2 separate regions of the Homo sapiens genome follow, and region 2 is linked to region 1. A link is a contact called in ENCODE Hi-C or POLR2A ChIA-PET data. All regions are on one chromosome and are shown on one strand. The core of a region is the stretch at or near the end of the contact, and the rest is flanking DNA. Distances in the headings are between cores, read along the strand shown.

Region 1 (4,863 bases), core at 1,453-3,952:
GTTGATCCAGGTTGGTAATCAGTGGCCGGGCCTGCCAGCAAATCACCTGACCCGGTCACCCAGAGGCTGGGAAGGACTGCCGCGGCTGCCGCCCAGATCCCTCCTTCCTCCCCCTGAAGGCTCTGCCTGGAAGGAGCGAAGGGGTTAAGTGTTTCTGGCGGCCTGGTGCTGTGTCTGCTGCAGTTCCCCCTTCCGGGGCTGCAGCAACCCGAGGTTGGCGAGGAATGTTTGCAATGCAGAGCTAGGAGGAGGGCGGGCTGCTAGAGGTGGGGGCCGAGGCAGGCCCGCGGCCAGGCTCCCTAGTTGAGCAATGGCCCTGCTGGTTCCTGTAACTCGGACCCCTCCCGCCTTTTCCCGCCCTGCCGGCTTCCTCCACCCCGGCTGGGCTGCCTGCCGGGCAGTGGGGGCGGCCTGCACTCAGCTGCAGAGGGAGGTGGAGGGACAGAGGCCCAGATAGCCTGAAGGTCAAGAGTGAAAGAGAGGGGTTCCCTGAGAGACAGAGCAGGGGTGCAGTTGGCTCAGCCACCCCAGCCCAGAGAAGCGGGGCCTTTTCCAAAGTCACACAGCAAGACACCAGTGAATTGGGCCACAGCTCTGGGTCTGGCCTCTTTAGTTCCCATAACTCTAGGCTGCAACTCCCACACACAGCAGGGAGGTCACATTGCCACTCAGCTGGGAAGCTTTGAACCACAGGGGACCCTCTCCCAACAGAAGGCAAAGCCCCCCCACCCCAATGCACTGGCTTGGCCTCTTCACCTAATCCCCAGGGTCTCAGAGAGGACAGTGCACCCACTGGTCTAGGTGCACCCCTCCATCCTGCCATTAACTCCCCACCACTTCCCACTGCCCACTGCCCGGCCAGGTCTTGGGGACCTTGGTCACCTCTGTTCCTCGCTTCCGGGAGTATGAAGTAAATGAATGAAGGCCAAACTTGAGCTGGTTCTTGAAAACCCTCTCTCCCCTCTTCCTCTGGGTCTTTTCAAGGAAGGACCAAACTGGCACGGTGGCTCATGCCTGTAATCCCAGCACTTTGGGAGGCTGAGGTGGGTGGATCGCCCGAGGTCAGGAGTTCGAGACCACCTTGGCTAACATAGTGAAACCCTGTTTCTACTAAAAATACAAAAAATTAGCTGGGCGTGTTGATGGGCACCTGTAATCCCAGCTACTCTGGAGGCTGAGGCAGGAGAATCGCTTGAACCCAGGAGTTGGAGGTTGCAGTGAGCTGAAATCACACCATTGCACTCCAGCGTGGGCAACAAGAGCAAAACTCCATCTCAAAAAAAAAAAAAAAAAAAAAAAGGAAGGACCTTCATGAGTACCAAATATTCACTTGGGCTCAGACGCAAAACTCAGCTCTTTCTCCACAAGCACCCCCCTCCTTTGGGGGGAAGCTGTGTTCCCTGACACTGTGGGATGAGCTCCTCCCTCTGCCGGCAGTATTTCCTCTCTGGGGGACCTCTGGGGAGGTGGCCTTGCAGTTGGGCACACCTGGCTTGCATCCCAGAGGCACCACCTTCAAGCTTCCTGGCTTTGCCACACCTCTCTGAGCCTCGGTTTCCTTATCTGTGCCATGGAATTCAGAGAGGCCCCAGTCTCACTAGGCTGAGGCTCAGGGCCAGTTGCCTTTTCCTGGCCCCACAGATGTATGGTCAGTTTGGGGGTATGCCCCCATCCCTGCTCTGGGCTTTGCCTAAGACAGGCTGTGGGCAGCCCTCAGAGGCGCCAGTTTGGCCACACCTGGCTGGAATCAGCGGGTGGGTGGGAGCACACAGCAGGGACCCAGTGCCTTCTAGAACACAGCTAGCAGTTCCCGTGAAAATCAAAACACCCCATTTTACAGGTAAGGAGGCTCTGGGAGGAGTGGCTTGCCACACTATGCAGATATAAAGAGGGATATTCACCAAGAAAAACATACCAATAACACCAAGGGCCCTCCTACACATTGTTCTACCACTATTTATTGAGCACTTACTACATGCCAGGCAATGAGCCAAGTGCTTTACAAGGCTGACCTATTTCAATCCAACAGCATACCGAAGAGGGAGGCATATTGATCCCCCTTTTACGGGAAACAGTGAGGTTGATGCATTTGCCCAAGATCACACAGCTCTTGGGGAGTGGAGCCTGACTTTGAATTTAGGCCGCCCGCCCCCAGAGCCTGTGTTCTTGGCCATCCTTCTTCGCACCTGGCTTAGAGACCCAGGCTCTGCATAGAGGGGCCCAGTGATCTTGGGTTAGTCCCTTAAGCCCCAGCCTAGCAAAAGGGAAAGGAAATATCTTCAGCACCCAGTGAGGGGGAGCTCAGAGAGGGGACCCCTTTTACTACAGGGCACACAGCCGGCTGAGCCAGGACCCACCACACTCAACTCCCCGGCCCCTGGCTCCCAGGAGGTGGCTCCTCCATGGCCGGGAAGGACCCCCACGGCTGCTCCCGCAGGCAGATGGACAGACGATGGCCCCCTCCCACGGCCTGCGGGCTGTGTGGCATCGCCACCTCCTCCCGAGCAGGCTGCCTTTAAGAAACCAGAAGATTGATTTCCTGGCAGGCTCTACGCCGAGGAGCCCGTCCAAATGGTTTGCATGTCTGCATTTTTTACTGCTCCGTTTAATATGTATGCAAATGCCGGCCGGCTGCGCCCGCCGCGCGGCTGCACAGTCACACGCGGCGCCCCATTAAAGCGGCCGTCCCGGGCGCGCGCCTCATTCGAGGCGACGGGCTCCGGGCCCTGATAGATGGGGTGCGGGGACGGAGACAAATGACGGCCTTTGTAATTTCTTTTCTCTCTTTTTCCGGGGGAGGGGGAACTCGCAGAGGAGATTTAAATATATGCAAAATTGTTTGCGGGCTGGGGGTGGGGCGGAAACCTGAAAGGGGCGGCGGGGGGAGGAGCTGGTGTGTTCCTGGTGGGAGTCGGGCTGGAGGCAGGAGGGGAGCCGGGCCCCCACAGTCACCTTCTGGCGGAGACAGCCGAGCGAGCCGCTCTGCTCCTGATAAGCAGGCCCGGTCCTCTGGGAAGCGTGGGCTTCAGCCGCAGAGAAAAGGAAAATGCTGGTTATTTTCGGCCCCGTTACACGCGGGAAGCCGGGGATGGTGGTTTTTCCCCCATCGCACCACCGCTTTCTTTTCTTGGGCTTCCAGGGCTTATAACTTAATTGGTACGGTGTCATTTAAGTTTCGCATTAGCCCATGAAGTGGGTCCCGGGTTCACACCCATTGTGCAGATGGGGAAACTGAGGTTTGCGGGAGTGAAGTCCCTTGGGGAGGGTTGCAGAGAGAGTGGGTGGGGATTGGGTCCCTCCAGAGCCCTGTCTTTGATCCCCACGGCCCTCTGCTGTCTCTCTGGCTCTCAGCGGTGGGGTGTCCGCGTGCCTGCCTGTGCCCCAAATCTGCCCGGGCTCGCCCCATACCACGAGCCAGCCCCCTCCTCCTGCCTGCCCCCACGCGCGCCAGGTGACAGGCCCACAGCCCAGCGAGCTGGGGGACTGAGCCTCACATTTTCCAAATATTGCTTAAGCCTAAAATCCGAAGTGCTGGTTTTAAAGGAATCTTTCCTAATTTGTCAGGATTTTAGGCCACATGGCAGCTGGGGGCAGAAACATTTCTGAGAGGAGGCTCCAGCCTCAGGAGAGACCCACCGTGGAGCAGACCACTCAGACCCACCGGAGACCCAGAGTTACACACTGCTGTGTCCGTGTGTGCGCGCCTGTGTCCGTGTGTGCTTGGGTGTGTCGTGTCATTGTGAGTGTGCTGGTGTGTGTGCACCAGTGGGAGTAGGGGAGTGTATATTAGTGCATGTGTGAGTTTCAGTGTGTATGTGTTAGTGTGTTACGGGAAAGGGGTCCTGATCCAGACCCCAAGAGAGGGTTCTTGGATCTCGCGCAAGAAATAATTCAGGATGAGTCCACAGTGAAAAGCAAAAGCAAGTTTATTAAGAAAGTACAAGGGATTGGGCGCGGTGGCTCGCACCTGTAATCCCAGCACTCTAGGAGGCCGAGGAGGGCAGATCAACTGAGGTCAGGAGTTTGAGACCAGCCTGGCCAACATATAGTGAAACCCTGTCTCTACTAAAAATACAAAAAAAAAAAAAAAAAAAAATTAGCTGGGTGTAGTGGCATATGCTTGTAGTCTCAGCTACTTGGGAAGCTGAGGCAGGAGAATCGCTTGAACCTGGGAGGCGGAGGTTGCAGTGAGCTGAGATCACGCTACTCCAGCCTGGGCAGAGCAAGACTCCATCTCAAAAAAAAAAAAAAAAAAAAAAAAGGGATAGCGGTAAAAAGACAGCTACTCCGTAGACAGAGTAGGATGTTCCTGAAAGTAAGAGGAGGAGCGAGGAACGCATCCACCCTAGGTACAATGCTTGTATATATGGGGAGATTTGCTCTGCTACAAGGGTTTGTGATAAAGGATTAATTTTCTTAATTACTATATTTTGCAAGAATCGATATTATTATCTTTAAAGCAAAATTAGGAATGCCTTTGTTCTTCAGATATGGCGATATCTGGACACTCCTAAGTCCGGGTCTGTTTTAGTAAACATTATTAATTTGTTCCCTTAACCATAAACCTCTAGGGGCTCGGAATACCCACCTTTCTGGTAATGCAGCCCAGCGGGTCCCAGCCTCGTTTTCCAGCCCTCACTCAAAATGGAGTCGCTCTGGTTCGAACGCCTCTGACAAGTGTGTACCTACGTGTCAGGGTGAGTATGGGGCTGTATGTACACACGTGTCACTGTGTACACGTGTCGGTGCGCATGTATGAATGTGTGTTGTCCTTGGCTGGCAGGCAGCTGGAGTGTGAATTTCCCTGAGGGTTTCCACTTCCCTGTGGTTCAGGCTGGGGCCGTCCCCGCTCTCCTGGCCCCA
Region 2 (4,863 bases), core at 962-3,461, 110 kb after region 1:
CTCCTTAATACAGGCTCACCTGGGGCCTCAGTGCCCAGTCCTCCCAGCGCCCGCCCCAGCTGCACTTGAGTCCTGGATCTATCATCAGCCCTTGCTGTGGGAAGTGGCTTTAACCTCCCTGGGCCTCAGTTTCTCTATCTGTAAAATGAGGAGCATAATAAAAAGAACATAAGGTTTTTCTGCCCCCTGCCCACCCCTGCTGAAACAAACAAGCAGACAAGAAATTCATAACCCCCCAGAGGCACTTAGAGCCTGGGAGATTCAGCCGCAAAGGAGTGATCACAGGGTCACAGGGTCCTGGGATGCACAAGGCTCCTTCTCTCCCTTTCCTCCAGGAGGAGTTGGATTTACTTCTGTAAACCCCTGCCCTCCCTTGACCCTGTGCACTCTGGGGAGCACCTAGATTTGCAGGCACGGTGGAGGCAGAGCTGAGCTGAAAGGTGGGGTGTGGGCTCCCCCAGAGCAAGCTCTTCCGGCACCCTGGTGGGATGTGCAGCTGCATTGCTGGCTCAAGACGCCCCCACACCCAACTAGGATCTTTTTTTTTTGAGACGGAGTTTCTCCCAGGCTGAAGTGCAATTGGCGCGATCTCAACTCACCGCAACCTCCGCCTCCCAGGTTCAAGCGATTCTCCTGCCTCAGCTTTCCATGTACCTGGGATTACAGACATGCACCACCATGCCTGGCTAATTTTTGTATTTTTAGTTAAGACAGGGTTTTGCCGTGTTGGCCAGGCTGGTCTCGAACTCCTGACCTCAGGTAATCCACCTGCCTCGGCCTCCCAAAGTGCTGGGATTACAGGCGTGAGCCACCGCGCCTGGCCTCAACTCAGATCTTTAACTCCACTACCATTTGTGAGTGTTCCGCGTGGGCTACATCCTAGGCCAAGGATTTTCTCACCCTGGCCTCAAGAAGATGGAACGGGGCAAGACCTGAGAAGCATGTAGACCTTCAGGATTTTCTCAGTCTGTCAGTTAATCTTGTTTATGATCGATGAGCAAGTCTCTCTCCCTCTCAAAGCCTCAGTTTTCTTACCTATAAAATGGGGCTACATGAGGAGTCAATGAGCTAAGGGTGTGAAGCTGCTGGCACAAAGCCCCACACACGTAAGCCTTAACCAGTGCCAGCCGGATGATAGATGGTGCCGTTGTGCCCAGCAATTCCTTCTCCTAAGCAGGTTATACCATCCTGTCCCCAGAACGTCCTTCCACGCCCTCTGACGAGGCTTGGCCATGTGACTTACTCTGGCCAGTGAAATGTGAGCAGAAGTGACCACACATCAGTGGCCAGCAGAAGCTTTAAAAGCTACACCTGTAGTCCTAGCTACTTGGGAAACTGAGGTGGGAGGATTACCTGAGTTCAGGAGTTCGAGGCTGCAGTGAGCTATGATTTTGCCACTGCACTCCAGCCTGGGTGACAGAGTAAGACCCTGTCTCAAAAAAAAAAAAAAAAAAAGGCTGGGCACAGTGGCTCACGCCTGTAATCCCAGCACTTTGGGAGGCCGAGGCAGGTGGATCACCTGAGGTCAGGAGTTCGACACCAGCCTGGTCAACATGATGAAACTCCGTCTCTACTAAAAATACAAAAAAAAAAAAAAATTAGCTGGGCGTGGTGGCCTGCGCCTGTAATTCCAGCCACTCAGGAGGCTGAAGCAGGAGAATCACTTGAACCCAGAAGGTGGAGGTTGCAGTGAGCCGAGATCGCACCATTGCACTCCAGCCTGGGCAACAAGAATGAAACTCTGTCTCAAAAAAAAAAAAAAAAAAAAAAAAGAGGCGATTTGACCCAGACATGTTCAGAGGGAAGATGACATGGAGACCCCGGGGAGAAATCAACCATCCATAAACCAACGTGGGAGGCCTGGAACAGATCCTTCCCTACGGCGCTCATGAGGAACCAACCTGCTGACACCTTGATCTTGGATTCCCAGCCTCCCAAACTGTGAAACAATGTGTTTCTGTGTTTCAGCCACCCAGGACTTTGTGACCACAGCCCTAGCAAACGAATACGCCGCATTTCACAGGGCCCTACAGACAGGAGATGGGATCTAAGGGAATTAACCTACTTGCAAGCAGAAATGAAAGGGAAAGAGAAAATCCAGAAATGTTGGATTTGCAGGATTGAAAAAGGCAACTATTCCTCATCTCGGTCCAATGAAAGAGCAACTAAGTGAGTGCTCCAGGCGCCCAGTGCCCAAAGGTCCATAGTCCGTGGGAGGATCCAGACACTGTCACGTGCAGGAGGCCACCTGTGCTGCAGGAGGCTGAGCTTGGGTGCTGTGCCCCCAGCTGGGAGAAGGCTGGGGTGGGCCAGGGAAGCTGTGCTTGGGCACGAACCACTTATCCCCGAGTTGGAAAAAGGTGCGATCCAATTCTCCACCCCATCCTGCCAGTTCATCACCCAGACAACCTAGAGTGAGCACCCAGGGCCATTTTTGGAAAATCCTGCTCTTTTGCATAATAAGTGGGCAAAACAGACACAGTCCCTGCCCCTCTGGCAGTTTGTCGCTTCTGCAAGACTCAAGTGCCAAATGACATTTTAGAAAAAATTTCTGACATATTTGTGCTTGGAACACACAATATGATCTTGGAGCAGATAAGAGTTTTAAATTTAACTTTGTCTGTCCCCAGAAATGTATTGTTTGAGAAGTCTAATTGTGAATTTTAAGCTTTCTTTCTTCTTCTTCTTCTTCCTTTTCTTTTCTTTTCTTTTTTTTTTTTTTTGAGACAGGGTCTTACTCTGTCACCCAGGCTGGAATGCAGTGACGATCCCAGCTCACTGCAGCCTTGACCTCCTGGGCTTAAGCAATCCTCCTTCCTCAGCCTCCTGAGTAGCTGGGACCACAGGCATGTGCCACCATGCCCAGCTAATTATGAATTTTAAACTTTCTGTGAAGACTCTTTAAAATGGATACTCTACAAATAGTCAATAAAGAATATTCTGGGCTTAAGAAAATAATAATAATAAAACTAAGAAACACTCTGTGTGATAGAGCCCAGTTAAGACTCAGTCTCAGGGTAAAGATCATACCAAGGGTGTGGCCATCACGCCCTTTGTTGAAACCTCAGAAAAGCTTGCAGGCCCACAGTTCTGTCTAGAAAGCCATGTCTAGAAGAAAGTTAGGTGTGTCTTTTTTTTTTTTTTTGAGACAGAGTTTCGCTCTGTCGCCCAGGCTGGAGTGCAATGGTGCGATCTCAGCTCACGGCAACCTCCGCCTCCCGGGTTCAAGTGATTCTCCTGCCTCAGCCTCCCGAGTAGCTGGGGTTACAGGCATGCGCCACCATGCCCGGCTAATTTTGTATTTTTAGTAGAGACAGGGTTTCTCCATGTTGGCCAGGCTGGTCCTGAACTCCCAACCTCAGGTGATCCTTCCACCTTGGCCTCCCAAAGTGCTGGAATTACAGGCGTGAGCCACCGCACCCGGCCTTGGGTGTATCTTTGGCAAAAAGAGCTGAGTGACAACAATTGGGCAAAAGTTACAAAGTTTTAAAGAGGGTGGCACTGTCCGCAGAGCTGTCAGCTGGATTAAAAGAGACTGTGACCGTCAACAACACAAAACCACTTCTGGGCGCCAACGGGGAAGCAGCCCGAGGAAGCTGCTCAGCCCCCAGGGAAACCCTCTTCTCCAGGGTCCTCATCCCGTGTGGTCAAGGAGGTTATAGAAAAGGAGGCCTCCCAGAGGACGGCCCAAGGGCAGGAGAACAGGGGAGTCGGGAGTAATTTCCAGAGAGCACCATGGGGCCTGGTCGAGGGGTTTCTTTCCCCAGGGCAGGTGGCACTTGCCGAATCCACCCAGCAGGACTCAGAACTCATGAGGACCAGCACTTGCTACTGCTCCACCCCTCTCCTTTCTTTTTTTTAAATTTTGTTTTTGTTGTTGTTGTTGCTTGTTTGTTTGTTTGACACGGAGTCTCACTCTGTCACCCAGGCTAGAGGGCAGTGGCACAGTCTCGGCTCACTGCAGCCTCTGCCTCCTGGGTTCAAGCGATTCTCCTGCCTCAGCCTCCTGAGTAGCTGGGATTACAGGTGCCCACCACCACGCCCAGCTAATTTTTGTATTTTTAGTAGAGATGGGGTTTCACCATGTTGGCCAGGCTGGTCTTGAACTCCTGACCTCAGGTGATCCACCCGCCTCAGCCTCCCAAAGTGCTGGGATTACAGGTGTGAACCACCACGCCCGGCCCTTTTTTAACTTTTAAGACAGAGTTTTGCTCTGTCGCCCAGGCTGGAATACAGTGGTGTGATGACAGTTCATTGCAGCTTCAACCTCCCAGCTCAGGTGATCCTCCTGCCTCAGCCTCCTGAGTAGCTGGGACTACAGGCATGAACCACCATGCCTGGCTAATTTTTGTATTGTTTTGTAGAGACGGGGTCTTGCTATGTTGCCCAGGCTGGTCTTAAACTCCTGGGCTCAAGCGACCCCCGCACCTTGGCCTCCCCAAATGCTGGGGTTACAGGTGTGAGCCACCACACCGCCTCTATTCTTCTCTTCTCTTCTCTCCTCTTCTCTTTCCTTCCTTCCTTCCTTCCTTCCTTCCTTCCTTCCTTCCTTCCTTCCTTCCTTCCTTCCTCCTTCCTTCCTTCCTTTCTCTTTTCTCTCTCTCTCTCTTTCTTTCTTTTTTCTTTGCTCTCACTGTATCACCCAGGCTGGAGTGCAGTGGTGCAATCTTGGCTCACTGCAGCCTCCACTTCCTGAGTTCAAGCAATTCTCATGCCTCAGCCTCCCAAGTAGCTGGGATTACAGGTGCATGCAACCATGCCTGGCTAATTTTTGTATTTTTAGTAGAGATGGGTTTCGCCATGTTGTCCAGGCTGGTCTTGAACTCCTGGCCTCAAGTGATCCGCCCACCTCAGCCTCCCAAA

The links. Hi-C counts contacts between places; a loop is a spot of excess contacts on that map. ChIA-PET counts read pairs that join two places held with the same protein, here RNA polymerase II (POLR2A). Pooled maps may share reads with other maps.
Region 2: POLR2A ChIA-PET joins it to region 1 with 5 read pairs in B cell. The contact joins the enhancer-like site here to the promoter of LINC01503 in region 1. A Hi-C loop is called at or near these places in 3 of 168 maps with a recorded cell type or tissue (dorsolateral prefrontal cortex, esophagus muscularis mucosa and prostate gland) and 11 of 50 pooled maps. POLR2A ChIA-PET finds 5 or more read pairs at or near these places in 12 of 52 experiments (A549, B cell, BJ and 9 more).

Annotation. Positions count from the first base shown.
Region 1 is chr9:129,334,221-129,339,083 of GRCh38, forward strand. It overlaps LINC01503 (long intergenic non-protein coding RNA 1503), which reads left to right and starts at 2,703. Exons shown (of 4, transcript NR_120686.1): 1 at 2,703-2,768; 2 at 4,572-4,697. RefSeq lists enhancers at 1-985, 1-771, 1,576-2,379, 2,380-3,183.
Region 2 is chr9:129,440,925-129,445,787 of GRCh38, forward strand. The region is part of intron 2 of LOC105376291 (a long non-coding RNA gene); the gene reads left to right. Among named protein-coding and RNA genes, the nearest start is that of LINC00963, 45 kb to the right of the region's middle. Within about 2 kb of position 2,212, at least 5 of the 41 ENCODE cell types and tissues checked have a DNase peak (open chromatin) inside an H3K27ac peak, as active enhancers do.